Linked DNA regions of Mus musculus: region 2 is linked to region 1. The links are chromatin loops, found by intact Hi-C in ENCODE. Cell type or tissue: gastrocnemius. All regions are shown on one strand.

Region 1 (8,000 bases):
CCCTCCTGGCTGGGCACACTCCCTGGCTGTGCCCATACAGCCGTAGGACTCTGGTCTTTGAGCCCAGTGCTGAACATCACTCAGCTGATCACTGAGCATCATTTCTGTCTGCTCTGACTTCATCCTCCTCTTCTTTCTGACACTGAAACTAGACATCATTTCTTCTGAACCCAAACATGGAGAGGCTGATCTCCTCTATTATTTGGACTTGGGGAGAGAGAAAGGAGCCAACTCATGCTTGCTGCTCAAGCACATGTTCATATTGACCCAGCCCTTACCCACAGAAGTCAGCGAAGCAGTGGAGACCTTCAGGTGTCGGTGGGAAAGCCTCCGGTGAGGGCTGGGAGCCCTGAAAGACAGACCATGGTCATCCTGTTAGGAAATCTACTCAGAGATGGACAAATGAGATGACTGTACAGACTCTCAGGGTCACCCCAGAGCATCATCTATGGCACACACAAGGGTCCTCTGACTGTCACCTTGGGAGCATGTTAGATGGTTGAATTCCCAGGCTGTACCCCAGTCTCCCACATCAGAGCCCCTGGGAGGACTAATGGCTCAACAAGTCACTACGCCATTCTGCTGCCCACTCAAGCTATCCAAGCCCACTCTCAAGGGATGGAACCTTACTTACTACAGGAGTTACTCTCTATAAGGACCCGGACTTTAGAGCTATCTTGTGGGAGCCTTACCAAACATACATGGGGGGTCTGGTAGAGACACAGATAATCTGTTTTTGAAAGAGAAAATAAAAGCACAGTTTCACTGCCCTGCAAAACACGGAGCTCCTTTTAACGACGTATTTTAATTATATATGTGTGTGCCTGTGTGTGCAGATGCATATGGAGGCGAGAGGCATCAGGTTCTCCTGGGACTGGAGTTACAGGTGCTTGGGAGTCACCTGATTTGGGTAGTGAGAACCAGTCTCAGGTCCTCTGCAAGAGCAGTGTGTGCTCTTGACTACTGAGTCAACTCTCCAGCCCCATGAAGCTGCCTTATGTCTGACTTAACCCTTTTATTTGGCTTTTTCCACCCCCTCTCACATTGATTATGCAAGTATATTCATTTCTTATATCCTCCTTGGTATTCACTCTGCTCTTAATTAACAGATGAAGATGCTCACTCTGTCCTATGATAATTACCCTCTTACATGTGGTGTTGCCTGTCAACCCCAGGCCTTGTTGCACTTGCTAGGCAAGCACCTTCCCACTGACCTGTATCCCCAGCCCCGAGGATTATCTTTTAAACTTATTAAAAGTGATATCTAGACAACCTTATTCCAGCTAGATCAATTCACGGACCCCTGGTGAGGGGAACAGGGGCAGTGACATCCCTGTGATGGTGATGCACTGTCCCTCCCAAAGGTTCCATGAGGGACCTGCTTTGGCCACAACAGGATCCTATAGTTAAAGATCCACACCTTCCAGGCTTCTGTGGGAATTCCTGGGCTGATATTATGGAAGGTTTTCATGCTATGATGTCTTTGATTTTCTTAAAATCTAGCAGTGTGTACAGGGCCAAATCCAAGAGTAAGAACAACATTTTGGGAAAGAAGATAATGGTGAAAAAATCCTAGGTTCTCTTTCCCATTTTGAAAAACTGCTTGATAATGTGGACTTTTATTTTTGAGATAAAGTTTCTTGTATCCCAGGGTGGATTTGAACCCCTCATATAACCAAGGATGACCTTGCACTTCTGATCCTCTTGCTTCCTCATGATTTCTGGGGTTACAGGTGTGCCCCCACCATGCCCAGGTTAGGTGATACTGAGAATCAAACCCAAGACCTAACACAAACTTAGCAAGAAGTACTCTACAAACTAAGCCATATCCCCAGCCCTCTTTGACAGCATCTTCATCGATAAAGTGATTCAGAGAAAAAGAAAGAAGAAAGTGTTTCTAGAAATGCAGCTATTTGATCCCCACAAAGCATTGCTCGTCCGCCTGGGCTGCATACCTGTTGACTAGGTTTTTGTCAGTCTCTCCTTCAGGTGAACTGGCATCCCCCGTCAGGACGATTGTGGGAGGGCTGGGAAATGGTCCTGCAGAGGGAGAGTCCTGGTGGTTTCGAGCAAAACACAAATGGAGTTAGGCCTGGGCTGAGTTGGGGACATGCAGGGCCTGGAACTGCGGCATTTCCAACAGTGTGACTCCCAAGGCCATTGTCACAGGTCACCAACTCTGTATGTTGGTTTGTCTGTTTCAGCTTCATTAAGATATAACTCAGAAATGGAAATCACATATATTCAAAGTGTGATATTTGCTGTGAGTGTAGAGTGTGACATGGCTACAGATGAATTAATGAACATACTGACTAACTCAGTTTCCCTCTCCCTCTCCCTCTCCCTCTCTGTCTCTCCCCATCCCTCCCCGCCTTTCTCCCTACATGTGGGGGTATGTGCTGCCATGTGGGTGCCAGGAATCAAAGCCATGCTCTTAACTGCTGAGCCATCTCCCCAGCCCCTTGTTTCCTGCTTTTGGAACAGCCCTTTAAACCAGCACTTCTTAGAGCCCGTGGTGGAGCTTTAACAAATTCCCAGCATACATTGGTGCTGAAAAAGATTTTATTTTAATTCATTGACACTCTGACTACTTTCCAAAGCAATCAACAAGAACCAAGTGCTTGGCTCCCACTCATTTTCTTACAACTGAGTAATAAGAAATCCCAGGTTCATGTTTCTGCATAGGAACTGTGGTCCAAAGGATTCTAGCCTGGCCTGTTCCACTCATTCAGGCCTATGGACCCAAACACTTCTGCTGTGGCCTCTCAGGTGGTTCAGCCTGGCCTGCCTTACTGGAGTACAAGACATTGAGCTTTGGAATCTCTCTGACTCTCTTGTTCTTGCTCACGTGTGACTCTTGCCATGGGAAGGCTGAAATTCATTTTTCTACCCACAGTTCTATCACAGTTTTTTACCATGCCTGTGGTGGAGTTTTCACAAACTCCCAGCATGCACTGGTGCTGAAAGGGAGACTTTATTTTAATTCATTGACACTCTGACTACTTTCCAAATCAATCAACAAGAAAATTCAGCTAGAGAAACCTGAAAGCATAAAAATTCGGAGCTGATGGCTGTGAGTGCCCCTACGAGATAAAATGAGCACTTCCTCCCTCTAGTGGCCTATGGTTGGCACTAGGCTAAGCTGTTTGTCCTCACACCCTGTGGAGCTGTGACCCCTCTAGGACTGGCTTTGAGAAGTGCTGGCTTAAAGGCCTGTTCCAGAGCTTCATTCATTTCACCTCTCCAAGGACAGAAAAAGAGAATGAATCTTGAGACTGGACACCTGTACACATAAAACTAAATTTTACAGAAAGAGAGAAAAAACTGAGTTAACTTCTTTCTCCACCTCTTGTCCTCTCTCCTGGCCTTTACTTCACACATCACACACTCTGAACATCCACTTGTGTACCTTCCTGCCCAAGCCCTCCTTAGCCATCGCTTTATCTCTCCGTGTAGCCATTCATACATCTATCCACCAATGCATGCATTTATTTGTGTCTGTTCTCATCCACCCATCTCTATGGATCTACATAAATGCTTGTGTTCGTTCATGTCTCTTCCCCTGCCCACCTATTTATCCATATCCCTGTCTCTCCCTCACATTCATCCAACCCTCTCTCTAAACATCTTCTTTATCCATCAGTAAATTCATCCATAAACTCTTTCCCTGGATATCCATTGATTTATCCATTCATACATCTCTTATCCATTTATCTGCCTGTTCATCCCTTTCTGTCTCCCTATCTACTCACCAATTAACCATCCATTTATCCATTAATCTCTCCCATTCTGCCTGTCTTAGTCAGGGTTTCTATTCCTGCACAAAGATCATGGCCAAGAAGCAAGTTGGGGAGGAAAGGGTTTATTCGGCTTACACTTCCATACTGCTGTTCATCACCAAAGGAAGTCAGGACTGGAACTCAAGCAGGCCAGGGAGCAGGAGCTGATGCAGAGGCCATGGAGGGATGTTCTTTACTGGCTTGCCTCCCCTGGCTTGCTCAGCCTGCTCTCTTATGGAACCCAAGACTACCAGCCCAGAGATGGTCCCACCCACAAAGGGCCTTTCCCCCTTGATCACTAATTGAGAAAATGCCTTAGAGTTGGATCTCATGGAGGCATTTTCCTCAACTGAAGCTCCTTTCTCTGTGATAACCCCAGCTGTGTCAAGTTGACACAAAACTAGCCAGTACAATTGACCCCTTGTCAACTTGACACACAAGCACATCACTAGTAAGCCTCAACCCTTAATTTCTTATTCATCCCCAAGATCTAAACAACTTTAAAAGTCCCACAGTCTTTACATATTAAAAGTCAATCCCTTTAAAATGTCCAATATCTTCTAAAATCCAAAGTCTTTTTACAATTAAAAATCTCTTAACTGTGGGCTCCACTAAAATAGTTTCTTCCTTCAAGAGGGAAAATATCAGAGCATAGTCACAATCAAAAGCAAAAGTCAATCTCTAACCATCCAATGTCTGGGATCCAACTCACAATCTTCTGGGCTCCTCCAAGGGCTTGGGTCACTTCTCCAGCCATGCCCTTTGTAGCACACACGTCATTCTCTAGGCTCCAGATGCCTGGACTCCACTGCTGCTGCTGCTCTTGGTGGTCATCTCATGGTACTGGCATCTCCAAAACACTGCATGACCCCTTCAGTCCTGGGCCATCAATTGCAACTGAGGCTGGACTTTCACCAATGGCCTTCCATGGCCTCTCACAGTGCCAAGCCTCAGCTGCTCTGCTCAACTCCTTCATGCCTTCAAAACCAGTACCACCTGCGTGACCCTTACACATTACCAAGTCCAGCCACAGCACAAGGTACAACTTTGGCTATATCTGGAACACAGCCACTGTGCTCTCAGAAAACACTTCCCAGAAGATTTCACCTCAATGATGCTGGTCTCTTCTTAATCACCGCTAATTTCTTAGCTCCAGCTAACCAGCATCAATAGTTCCAGTAATGCAGTTTTTGCTTTGGTAGTTCTGGTATCTTGTTAATCACAGCTGATTCTTCAGCCCCAGCTAACCAGAACTACAGAATCTTCACAATCAAAACAGCAATGGCCCTGAAAAGAGTCTTTAATTTTCCCTCTGAAATTTCACAAGCCAGGCCTCCATCTTCTGCACTGTTATCAACATTATCTTCCAAGCTCCTACACAACATCCCACAGAGCTCTTAACAATGAATGGATCTTCAAGACCAAAGTTCCAAAGTCCTTCCACAGTCCTCCCCAAAACATGGTCAGGTTGTCTCAGGAATACCCCACTATGCTGGTACCAATTTGTCTTAGTCAGGGTTTCTATTCCTGCACAAAGATCATGGCCAAGAAGCAAGTTGGGGAGGAAAGGGTTTATTCGGCTTACACTTCCATACTGCTGTTCATCACCAAAGGAAGTCAGGACTGGAACTCAAGCAGGCCAGGGAGCAGGAGCTGATGCAGAGGCCATGGAGGGATGTTCTTTACTGGCTTGCCTCCCCTGGCTTGCTCAGCCTGCTCTCTTATGGAACCCAAGACTACCAGCCCAGAGATGGTCCCACCCACAAAGGGCCTTTCCCCCTTGATCACTAATTGAGAAAATGCCTTAGAGTTGGATCTCATGGAGGCATTTTCCTCAACTGAAGCTCCTTTCTCTGTGATAACCCCAGCTGTGTCAAGTTGACACAAAACTAGCCAGTACACTGCCCATTCATCTATTCCTCTATTTCTCTTTCATCAATAAATCTAGCAATCCATCTCTCTTTACTTCTTTCTCTACTATCCATCCATTCATCCATATGCTGTCCCCCAATCTATCACCATTTATTTCTCTCTCTCCTCCCACATCTATCCCCCATACTCCCTGTAGCTCCTCTTAGTCATTGTCTGCAGACTGTCTTAATGCCTGCTTTATCTCTGACTTGCACCAGTTTACAAACAAGTGTTGTGAGGAAAGACCTTTTCTGAGGTAAGAGGGCAGCTATGCTGGGAGTGGCAAGATTCTCTTCGTGCTCATGAAGTTTGTGAGCACGTACACACCCCTACCCGCTACTCTATCCATTTATGCAGCAAACATTTCTGGAATGCCCACTGTGGGTCTATGCCTTGACTGGGGAGACACAGATGATGTAAGCAAATCTGAGATACTTTCTGCTAGCAGATGGGATGCAGAGGAAGGGGTGGAAGGCCCATTCCCTGTAAGCCAACATCTATAAGGTTAGCAGCCTTCAAGACACTGGAGGGAACTGCTTTCTGGCTGGCATTTTCTCTGCCTTCTGGGACTTGCTGGGACTACAGGCACCCTTACTTAGAGAGGGCACAGAGCAGGAGTGACTATCCTGGCAGGCAAAACCAAGCCAGAACTGACAAGTGCTACACATATAATCATGAACACATACATACTCTCAAGCTGCTCACAACCCAAAAGGATTGAGGTCAACAGGAGAAAATCCCTCTAATATCCTGGGAGACATTCTAGAAAGATCTTCTCTCTCTCTCCTGTCATTGTATTTAAAATATATGTCATAAAATAGAAGTGTTCTTTCACTAATTGGCTTACAGAATGGTTGAACAGACTGGGAACTTGTAGCTTTCTGCCAAGCTGTATTGTCGGACCACTCCTGAGGAATACAGACTGTTTTCTTTTCTTTACTCTAGACTGGAAACGAGTGTAGGGTACATTGCCAGAGGGCACTCAGGAGAAGTTTGTCAAGCTTTGTGTAGTGCAAATACCAACCCTTCTCCCACTTGAAGCTCCTAAGAGAAGGGAAAGATCCTGAGAGCTTGATTCTGGCAATATGTTATTGAATACAGAATACAGGATTATATTATATAGAATATGGGCAAACTCCTGGCTTGGGGACTGTAAGAGCCTTAGACTCAAGGGTCACCACATTGGACCATAATTTCTTCTTACCAGGTATGTGACCTTAAACAAGTAACCTTGTGTCTTGGTGTCTCGATCACCTTATCTAGCTTACAGAGTTTCTATGAAAATAAAACAGGTTGAGTGGAGCTCTGTTAAGAGTGTTTGCCACTCTTCCAGAGGACCTGAGTTCAGTTCCCAGAACTCCTGTCTAAAAGTTTACAACTGCCTGTAACTTCAGCTCCAATGAATCTGATGCCTTCCTTTGGCCTCCAAAAGCACTCTGCACAAATACACACACACACACACACACACACACACACACACACACACACACACACTAAATGCTTAAAATTAGACAAATTGATATGGAAATAGTTTCCAAATAAAATAAAAGATCCCTAGTTATATTTAAATTTCAAATTTCAAATGCATAGAGGACAGATCTTGGGATTGTGTCCCAATATTGAATAGACCTAACTAGTTTCATTCACAAAATCTTAGCCCCAGATGGAAAGGCCATGGAACCACCCTTGGCACAGAGCAAGGCTCAGTATTTCCTTCACAGCTGAGTTTATCACTTTGGAATTTGATTTCTGGGAAAGTGATATTCTTGATCTTGGGGCTGGTTGACAATTTAGAGCTAAATCAGGAGTTCATTAAGGCATCAGATTGGCCCTTCTGCTAACAGAGCCAACAAGCATACCAACCCGCCATCACCACCCAGGACATTTGGTCACAAAAGCTCTGCCAGTCATCTTCACCTGGCTCCACTCCTCTCTCACCAACTTCTCAAACAAGAGATGTTCCATGTGGGTCACAGACACAGAGGAAAAGATCAACTCCTCAGACCTCTTGCACCTTAGCATTGTCCCAAACCCTCATGTTTTCTCATTCGGCCCATCAATTCCACATGTTACTCAGCAGCACACTAGGGGTAATGTGATGGTTTGAATACAGGAGTGCCAGGGAGTGGTACTATTTGGAGGTGTGGCCCTGTTGGAGTAGGTATGGCCTTGTGGGAGTAGGTGTGTCACTGTAGGTGTGGGCTATAAGACCCTCATCCTAGCTGCCTGGAAGTCAGTATTCTGCCAGCAGCCTTCAGATGAAGATGTAGAACTCTCAGTTCTTCCTGAACCATGCCTGCCTGGATGCTG
Region 2 (8,000 bases), 110 kb before region 1:
TCTGCACCATGATTTGTCAGAATAACCGTCTCACCAGGAAAGGGGGCTCACACCACAGACCCACAGCCTCCGGCTCCTGAGCGATCATCTTTAAGGCGCATTCTGTAAAACAGAAGCTGATGAAGAGCTGAGACTACAGAGTGGGGATTTAGCAAAGTGTATCCGAAGGACTCTTATGCTTTGATAGTAATGCGGGTTTCTCCACAGTATGGTTGACGGGCACCAGCAAACCTGACTCGAAGCTGCCACCTCCCTCTGCTTCCTCTCTTCTGTTTCTCCAATGACATTCTTTTACACGGAAAGCACAGAACTGGCAGAGCTCAGTGTGGACCCTTTATTCTGTCTAACGGGTACTAGGAAAGAAAAGCTAACCAAAGTCACAGTAGCTGCTCACACTGCTGTTACGTTGCTTCTCATAAATGCAGGTGATGAGCCGACAGACAAAGTAGGCTTCAGTCGAGAACCCTCTCCCCAAAGCAAGGAAACTCCCAACACCTACGGATGCAAGTTATTCAGACTATCTTTTAATGAATCCAACTTCCCAGTGTTAAAAAATCAGGGAACCAAAAAAAGGTTTCCAAGCAGCCTTATTACCCAGTTGTATATTAATACAAGAAAATCACCTCAAAACAGCACACAAACAACACAACCCCCAGAGCACAATACAAAACAGTCCTCTAATAAATATAAATATTTAGTATATAAGAATGTGAAATTACATAAGCAAACGTTTTTAGTTAGCTAATGTTCACTTGCAAAGTTTACTTATTGCACATTGTATCAGTTTTTCCTAAGAATAAAACAGGCTTTGCTGTTGTCAGCCTTTACATCAATACATAGTCAAACTCTTTCTGAAACCCAACGTTTCCAGCATTTGAGCCAACCTGCTGTTACTGAGTGAGCACAGCACTAACATACAATTTACAACAATTCCCTAAAGCAGGAGGCAATTTGCACATCACTGAAGGCACACAATTTCCTACCATGGTAAATGTATTTATGTAGTTCTTATTTTATAAAGGCAAAGCTGTACAGAATAGAAAAAGTATACATTTTACTCATGAGACAAATTTATGATTAGATCCTATGGTGAACCCTACCTACTATTGACATCTGGAGTCACCACCCAGTTCAATGGAATGCATAGAGAACTCTGCTTACTACTTGATAAGGCAGTTGGAGACACTGACGCTTCACAGTAGACCAGTTAGTATCCCAGAGATCACACTTTAAATAAAGGGCAGTGGGCAAGATCAAGTCACTGGACTCACTTTCTATTCTTTCAAAAATGAAGGATTCTGGGGAATAGAGGTATTGGCTATTGCTGGAAATATCCCCAACCCCTAAAGCTATGTTATTAATTTCTGAAACACTTTAAGATTAGACAATTTGAATTAAACCCAGCAAGTCAAAATCCAAAAGGACAATTTTAGGGCTAGAAAGCATCTCAGAAGATCACTCATTCCAAGGCTTAGAGAATGTGTTCTATGGAGCACTTGAAAGTTGACAGAATATGACAGAATATGAATTTTAAAATGTTTTAAAGTTGTTTTGCTAGTGTGTCTCTCTGTGTGTAACATGCATGTGGGTGCCCTAGGTGGTCAGATGAGGGTGTTGGAGCCCTTGGAGAGATACAGGTGGTTGTAAACCACTAATGTGGGTGCTGGGGATTAAACTCTGGTCCTCTGCAAGAACAGTAAGTGCTCTTAACCACTGAGTTAGCTCTCTAGCCTAGCCATCCCAATTGTTTTTGAAACAGCATTTCAATGTAGCCCAGGCTATCCTTGAACTCACTCTGTGATGGAGGATGACCTGGGCCTTCTGGTCTTCCTGCTTCCTCCTCTCAAGTGCTGGGGTAGGAGGGGTGCACCAGCATCACTGTTTTTACGCAGTGCTGGGATGGAACCCAGGCTTTATATATATTAGGTAAGCACTCTACCAACTGAGTTACACCTCTAGCCCTGAATTGTTATTATTTTTACAAAACAGAGGTTTTTTCATTTACAAATTCTAATGTAACTGTATCACCAATACATTTTCACATTTTCATATACTGACTTAAACTCGATCACACTAAGGTTTGTGTAAGGAAACTTGTATTAATAATATGTAGCTTCTCTATAACGGGGTAGCATGTGTGTGTGTGCACTCAGTGTGAATAGGCTCTCAGAACTTACTTGAAATGCTAATGTTTGAAAACCACAAATACAATCTGAGTTTCTCAATAAGAACCTACAACAGAGTAAGACTTTCTCGGGGTTGTGAAACCATCTCAGCTAAGGTATGACAGACAACAGCACTGTGCTTGCCCGCATGCTCGGCAGACTGCTTAGCCATTTGGTGTCACTGCCCTGTCCTTACAGTGAATGGACTATTGATGTCTTCAGTATTTGGGGGCAGAATCAAGTCAGACCTTTTTTTCCCCCGAGAGGGATTTTATTTGAATATTCATTAAAATCTGAATCAAGTCAGATCTTTTTCTTTGAAAGGGATTTTATTTAAATATTCATTAAAATCTGAATCAAAAATCAATAAGCAGTAACTTCAATTGTGTACATCTATACTTAGGAAAACAGGGACAGTTGAAACTTGCCAAAAATCTGTGAGAAGACTTCTATGGAACGCTAACATTTCTTACAGGGGACTTATTTCATGCACTAGCACTTTTATAGGCTGCACTGTTAGCATTAACGTTCTTCCTCCATAAGCCACTGTGGCTGTCACTGAGGCCGCACTCCTGTCACGGTTCTCTCTCTAGATGCCTGAATAGTGCAGAGAAATGGGAAGAAAGCCAATCAAGGTCTGGAGTTTAGGGTTTTACAACTGCTTGGTGAGGAGGTTTACCTGATCGTCCTCTTCTTTTAATCTGAGAAATTTGAGGAAACCGAAGCCTCAGAAAGGCGTCTTTACCTAAAATAAACGCTGTCTGGCTCAGGACTGGATGCCTCTGTGGAATCTGGAAATATAAAATGTGTGTTTCTATAAAAGAAAAAAATCCTTCTGAAAACTCAAGCTTCATGGGCATTATGAAAAAATCCAACGGGCACCTATCCAGGTCCGGGGATGCCTTTCTAAAGCAGCCATGAAGATCCCTCCGGTACAGTCCATTTTCGAGACAAAGTTCCAACCAGACAGTCCTAATCCGTGTGCTGCATCATGGCAACATAAAGAATAAGTAGTTCCAGAACCCAAGGCCAAAAGTGACATAACATCAGGAAGCAATTGGGCCACAGTACTGAAGGATCCATAATGAACCACAAGGGGGCAGAGCACACACACCTCAGGTTCCAACTGAGACATTAGTTTCAGTCATTTATCTCAGATGGCTACAACTGTCAACACTCTAAAACTTAAACCTACTAAAAAGATGCCAGAACAGTCCCTCCCTCCCTGAAAAGCAGTAGTGTCAAGTATTGCTGCTATCTGTAGCAAAGGGCTCAAGAGCAACATAGAATAGGTGGACTGTGGGAAATATGGCTAAACAGTAGCAAACTGTAGCCCACCATACATGGAAGACATGGGAGTTTATTTAAGAACGGGACATACCAGAATAGCAAAAATAAGAGGGTGGGAAAACTGATATTTCTGTGTGTGCCACAATATCCCCCCCTTCTCCTCTACGACAACAGTGTATTTGTAGTTCAGAATAACAACAGAAAGTCTTCCCCAAGTCATGGCCTGTGGGGCTGGCCTGCCTCATCAGCCATGTTAAGAATATAGTTAGCCATGTCATCTTCAGTGGGTGCATCTGACACCACCCATGATTCATTTGCTCCAGTCATCTGTAGGCGACAAATGGGGCAGTTCCTGTGTCGATCACTCCTGTCAGGGAAGTCCAAGCAAAACAAGTTTTTCCTTTTTTTCTTTTTCTAAAAAATCAGGTTTTTTGAAAAGTACATGGCTTTAAAAATGCAAACAACATAGAAATGTGCAATGAAAAATTAATCTTTCTCTTCACTCCAACCTTTAATTCTCTCTTCCAGGATCAACTGGTTGCCTACGTATTTCACCAGGAATGACTGAAGTTGTCAATGTGTGGGAAACGAGCAAGTGAGTACGTTCTCGCTGACCTTGTACCCACGTCTTAGAAACCACTGTGTACCAGTGTATGTAAGCGTAGTCTTTCTTTTCTCTTCTCGGTGGCTTGCCATCCTCCTGCTCCAGCCTGCTCAGGGCTGGGACTGTGGCATGCTCCCATACACCTGCTGCAGAGTATCTAACTCATCTCTGGTAGAAAGATACCTAGTTCCTTCACCTTGTTTGCTACCACCAGCTAAAATCTTCAGTTCTTACTTCTGCACCCAAATAAGTTTTCCTCAATAAGAATTCCTTATGTGTCCTAAGGGAAGCTCCCTCTCACCAGTGGGAGAGTTAGGGTAAAATGTGCAACGTTTAAACATTTATTTTTAATTTAAGTGGAAACCACTGCACATTTAGCAGAAAGGTATTACTAATTATTATTCTGAGTAATTAAGGTCATTTTTTAAAGGTAGGGTCTCTAAGCAGCCCATAGAACTTGCTATATAGACCAGGCTGGCTTTGAACTCACAGAGCTCTGTCTGACTCTGCCTCTTCAAGTGCTGGAATTAAAGGTGTGTGCCACCACATTCAACAAGAGAAAAGAATTTTGACACGTTATTAAAATCAAAAGTCTGATAAAATGTCCTTTGGTTCAAAACCAAGAAGATTTAAGGAAACTGTATAGGGATGGAACATCTGAGTTTAAGACTGGAAGTGACACAAATGCAGAGTAACTTCTGACACAGACACACACATGATTTCTTAAGAGATTTTGCAAGGGGATTTCTCTCATCAATACTATTTCGGAAGCTTAAACACCACGTTTGAGCTAGAAACACACTACAAAAGGAAAAGGCAATGCTGTTTTCTCGTCGCTCACTGAAATCTAGGGCTAAACAACCAGCGTATCAACTGTGCTTTGGCTTTTGTACAAAAACAAGAAACTTATTCCAAAAACTAGATGTGAAATTTAGAGTTGGCAGACATTATTTGGTTGATTTGGGGTTCCCCAGGGATGGTTTCCAAGATGGGCTTTTCTGTACATAAAACATCACAATTTGAAAGCAGTCAAATTCTGCTTCTGACCAACAGGAACCAGGTTTATCTTCCCACTAAAAACAACTAACACAGGACACAATGTCCAGAAGAGTGGTGTTAGGTGGGGCTGATATAAAGCACTGGACATCAGACATGGTGTGACTCCCAGGGGTGAGAAGCAAAGTGAGCCCGTGGGTGCAAGTCAGCTGTGAGTTTCCAGGACTCGGAAAAAGAAGTAGGGGACCTCGGAGGCCTGGCTGGCTGTTGAAGAAACTGCTGAGGCCAAGGTGGCTAGAGTTCAGAGGGCAGAACTCTGCACAGCACAGAGCAACAGAGAGAAGCGCCAAGAGACAGCAGGCCCTTCACTGAGCACTAGAGCCAGCCAGTGTGGGCAGATGCCAGGAGGCTGAAGCTCCGAGAGATGCATACAAAGGCCACAGAGGGCATCAGTGTGCTTCCAACTCTAGAGGCACGAAGTACAGCACCTTGAAGGAGTTTGTCTCATCAGTGGGAAATGAGTAACAGGAAACTAAACTTTGCTCTGGGTCTCCTAACAAACTGTAAAAGGACCCCCAAACAGTCCTTCTAAGTAAGAAAACCGTATTTTAAAACAAAGCTTGATTATTTACAGTATTAAAAAAATATTTACTACCTAGATAGGTAAAATTCCTATCTGGAAGGCAGATGAGCAGCAGAAAAACGCTGTAAGACAAGATGAAGAGGAAAGCAATAAGAGCAATGCAGAACTGACAAGACAGTAGAACTAGCAGACAAATGAAGTAAGCGCAGTCACTGTACTATCCACCGAACACAGGAACGGAGGCTAACACATGAGGTAAACACACCAAGACACTGGAGAGTGCAACCACAGAGCAACGGCTGAGACAGAGGACAAGTTCAGGGTCAATGCGTGGTAATAGAAGCCAAAGGAAAAAAGCAGACAGACAAGATTGGAGAAAACAATGGCTGAAATTTTTCCAATATCAACAGTACCATCGCCCTACTATATCAACAAACTCCAAGCACAAGAAACCTGGGTGGACTGTGACAAGGCATCTGTTACTCACACTGCCTAAAAGCAGCAGAAAGATAAAGACCTTACAACAACCCCGAGAGACAAGATAGCACACTGCCCCAGAGGAGAAGGATACGGAGACAGCGGCTCCTACAAAACAAGACGAAGTGGGGCTCAACACTGAAGCCTGGAGGGAAAAGCTTTTGGCCTAGAATTTTGTAATAGAAAAAGTATTTTTGGAAAATAATGTTCAGATGTTTAATAGAATCTTCAAGATGTTCAATAGAATCTTCAGAAGGCTACCAAAAAGTAAGTGGATTTCATAAGACTTCAGGATAAAGGTGGATATAAAACTATTTGTCTTCTTATGTACTAGCAACAAACAAAAACTATTTAGAACAGCACAAAACTGTGAAATATTCAAAACCACCTTCGCCCGAGATCTGCAACACTGAAAACCAGAAAACTGCCTGTAGAAATCAGAGGCTTAACATTAAGAAACCAACTGTCCCAAACCGATGTAGTCAATACGGAACCAATCAATGTCTCTGCAGGCTCCTTTGTGAAGCCTGATAACACTGATTCTAAACTCCCTATTAAAACATATGGATCAGTGCACATGACTCTAGACAGGGAGACTTGTAGGGCAGCAGGAACCAGGACAGGGTGAGACTAGAGTGAAACAGACTTAGGTCAGTGGACGGAAGAGTCAAGAACTGACGTGTACTTGAACAAGTGATTTCAAAAAAGGTTCAAAGGTTAGTAAAGGTGATATTTCAGCAAGTTATATATAGAACTGGAGTAGAGGCTTAAATGCGAAACTCTAAACTTGTAGAAGATATAACTCCTGTGCTCTTGGAGCAGGAAAAGATTGTACAGAAAGGGTCACTGCCAGAAACTGAACTTTAGCCTCACTGAAACAAAAACCTCTCCTTCAGAGACATTCTCCAGAGAAAGAAGACAGGCCATAGAAGGAGAGAACAAGTGTACAGTGAAATAATAAAATGGGCAGAGACTTGACTAGACTATCATTTAAGATGCACAGATGACAACTTGGCAGCCAGTAGTGGATGTAAGGGAGAGCCACAGAGACACTGCCCATGCCTGAGTACAAGGCTGGCTAGCATAGGCAAAGGCAGTGGACTCCTATGTGGTATTGGAGAGGGCACAAAAAAAAAAAGATGAGAAGGAGCCAAGCATGGTGGCACACATCTATAATCCCAAATTTGAGAGGCTGAGGCAGGAGGATTGTCACAAGATCCAGTTGAGACCTTCATGGTCTCTACACTGCTAGATCTTGTCTCAACAAACAAACAAACAAATAAACAAACAAATAATCAAACAAACAACCTTTTAAAAAAGTATGACTTCTTTTGGAAGTGAGCTGGCATTTTTTGAGAAACACCTGCTATATGACCTGGTCATCAGAGGTAGCCACCCAAGAAAAAGTCAAAATAGATGTCCATAAAACTACTTGTCCACAAACAGAGAAGCCTTTATCTGGCAATTATCTGCACTTAAGACATGGTTAAATCTCCAGCTGATCGCACTGATTGAAAGATGCTAGACAACAGAGAGAACACTCTGTGTGGTGCTGCTTTAAAGTCTAGCAAATCCAAAGTATTGTTGGCAAATGAAAGCAATTAATTGCTGCCTAAGAACCAGGCTTCAGGTGATTCTGGGACTGATGGGTTTGCTCTTCATGTTGTGACAGCTTTCATGAGTGTGCACATAAATTAAAGCATTTATATTTAGATACATGTAGCTTACTGAATGTCACTATAAAGTCTCCTAGATAGTCTATTATCTTGTAAGACTTTAAATAGCTGACCTAATATCCCTCCAGATTCCACAGTTGAGAATTTGGTTCCTTCACACACATATAGAGAATTATGGGGGCAAGGGGCATAAAAAACAAAAAACAAAA

What was found. A loop is a pair of places that touch in the nucleus more often than their neighbours do. Peaks named below come from ENCODE experiments on the same cell type or tissue, not always from the same donor. Only the 100,000 strongest peaks of a DNase experiment are listed, where the experiment ranks them.
Region 2: it touches region 1 in a loop (8-fold over the local background); 37 of 42 quality-filtered maps call a loop at or near these places.

What each region holds. Positions count from the first base shown.
Region 1 is chr7:110,927,523-110,935,522 of GRCm38, forward strand. It overlaps Mrvi1 (MRV integration site 1), which reads right to left. Exons shown (of 21, transcript NM_194464.3): 3 at 1,956-2,056; 4 at 279-349. Among named protein-coding and RNA genes, the nearest start is that of Gm16336, 27 kb to the left of the region's middle. In gastrocnemius, a CTCF peak has its summit at 3,111 (motif pointing left); a DNase peak (open chromatin) is centred at 3,122; H3K27ac peaks cover 933 bases.
Region 2 is chr7:110,813,029-110,821,028 of GRCm38, forward strand. Rnf141 (ring finger protein 141) reads right to left here. Exons shown (of 6, transcript NM_025999.3): 6 at 3,507-3,822. The coding sequence ends at 3,672. Among named protein-coding and RNA genes, the nearest start is that of Rnf141, 27 kb to the right of the region's middle. In gastrocnemius, a CTCF peak has its summit at 3,246 (motif pointing right); DNase peaks (open chromatin) are centred at 3,252 and 5,428; H3K27ac peaks cover 2,024 bases.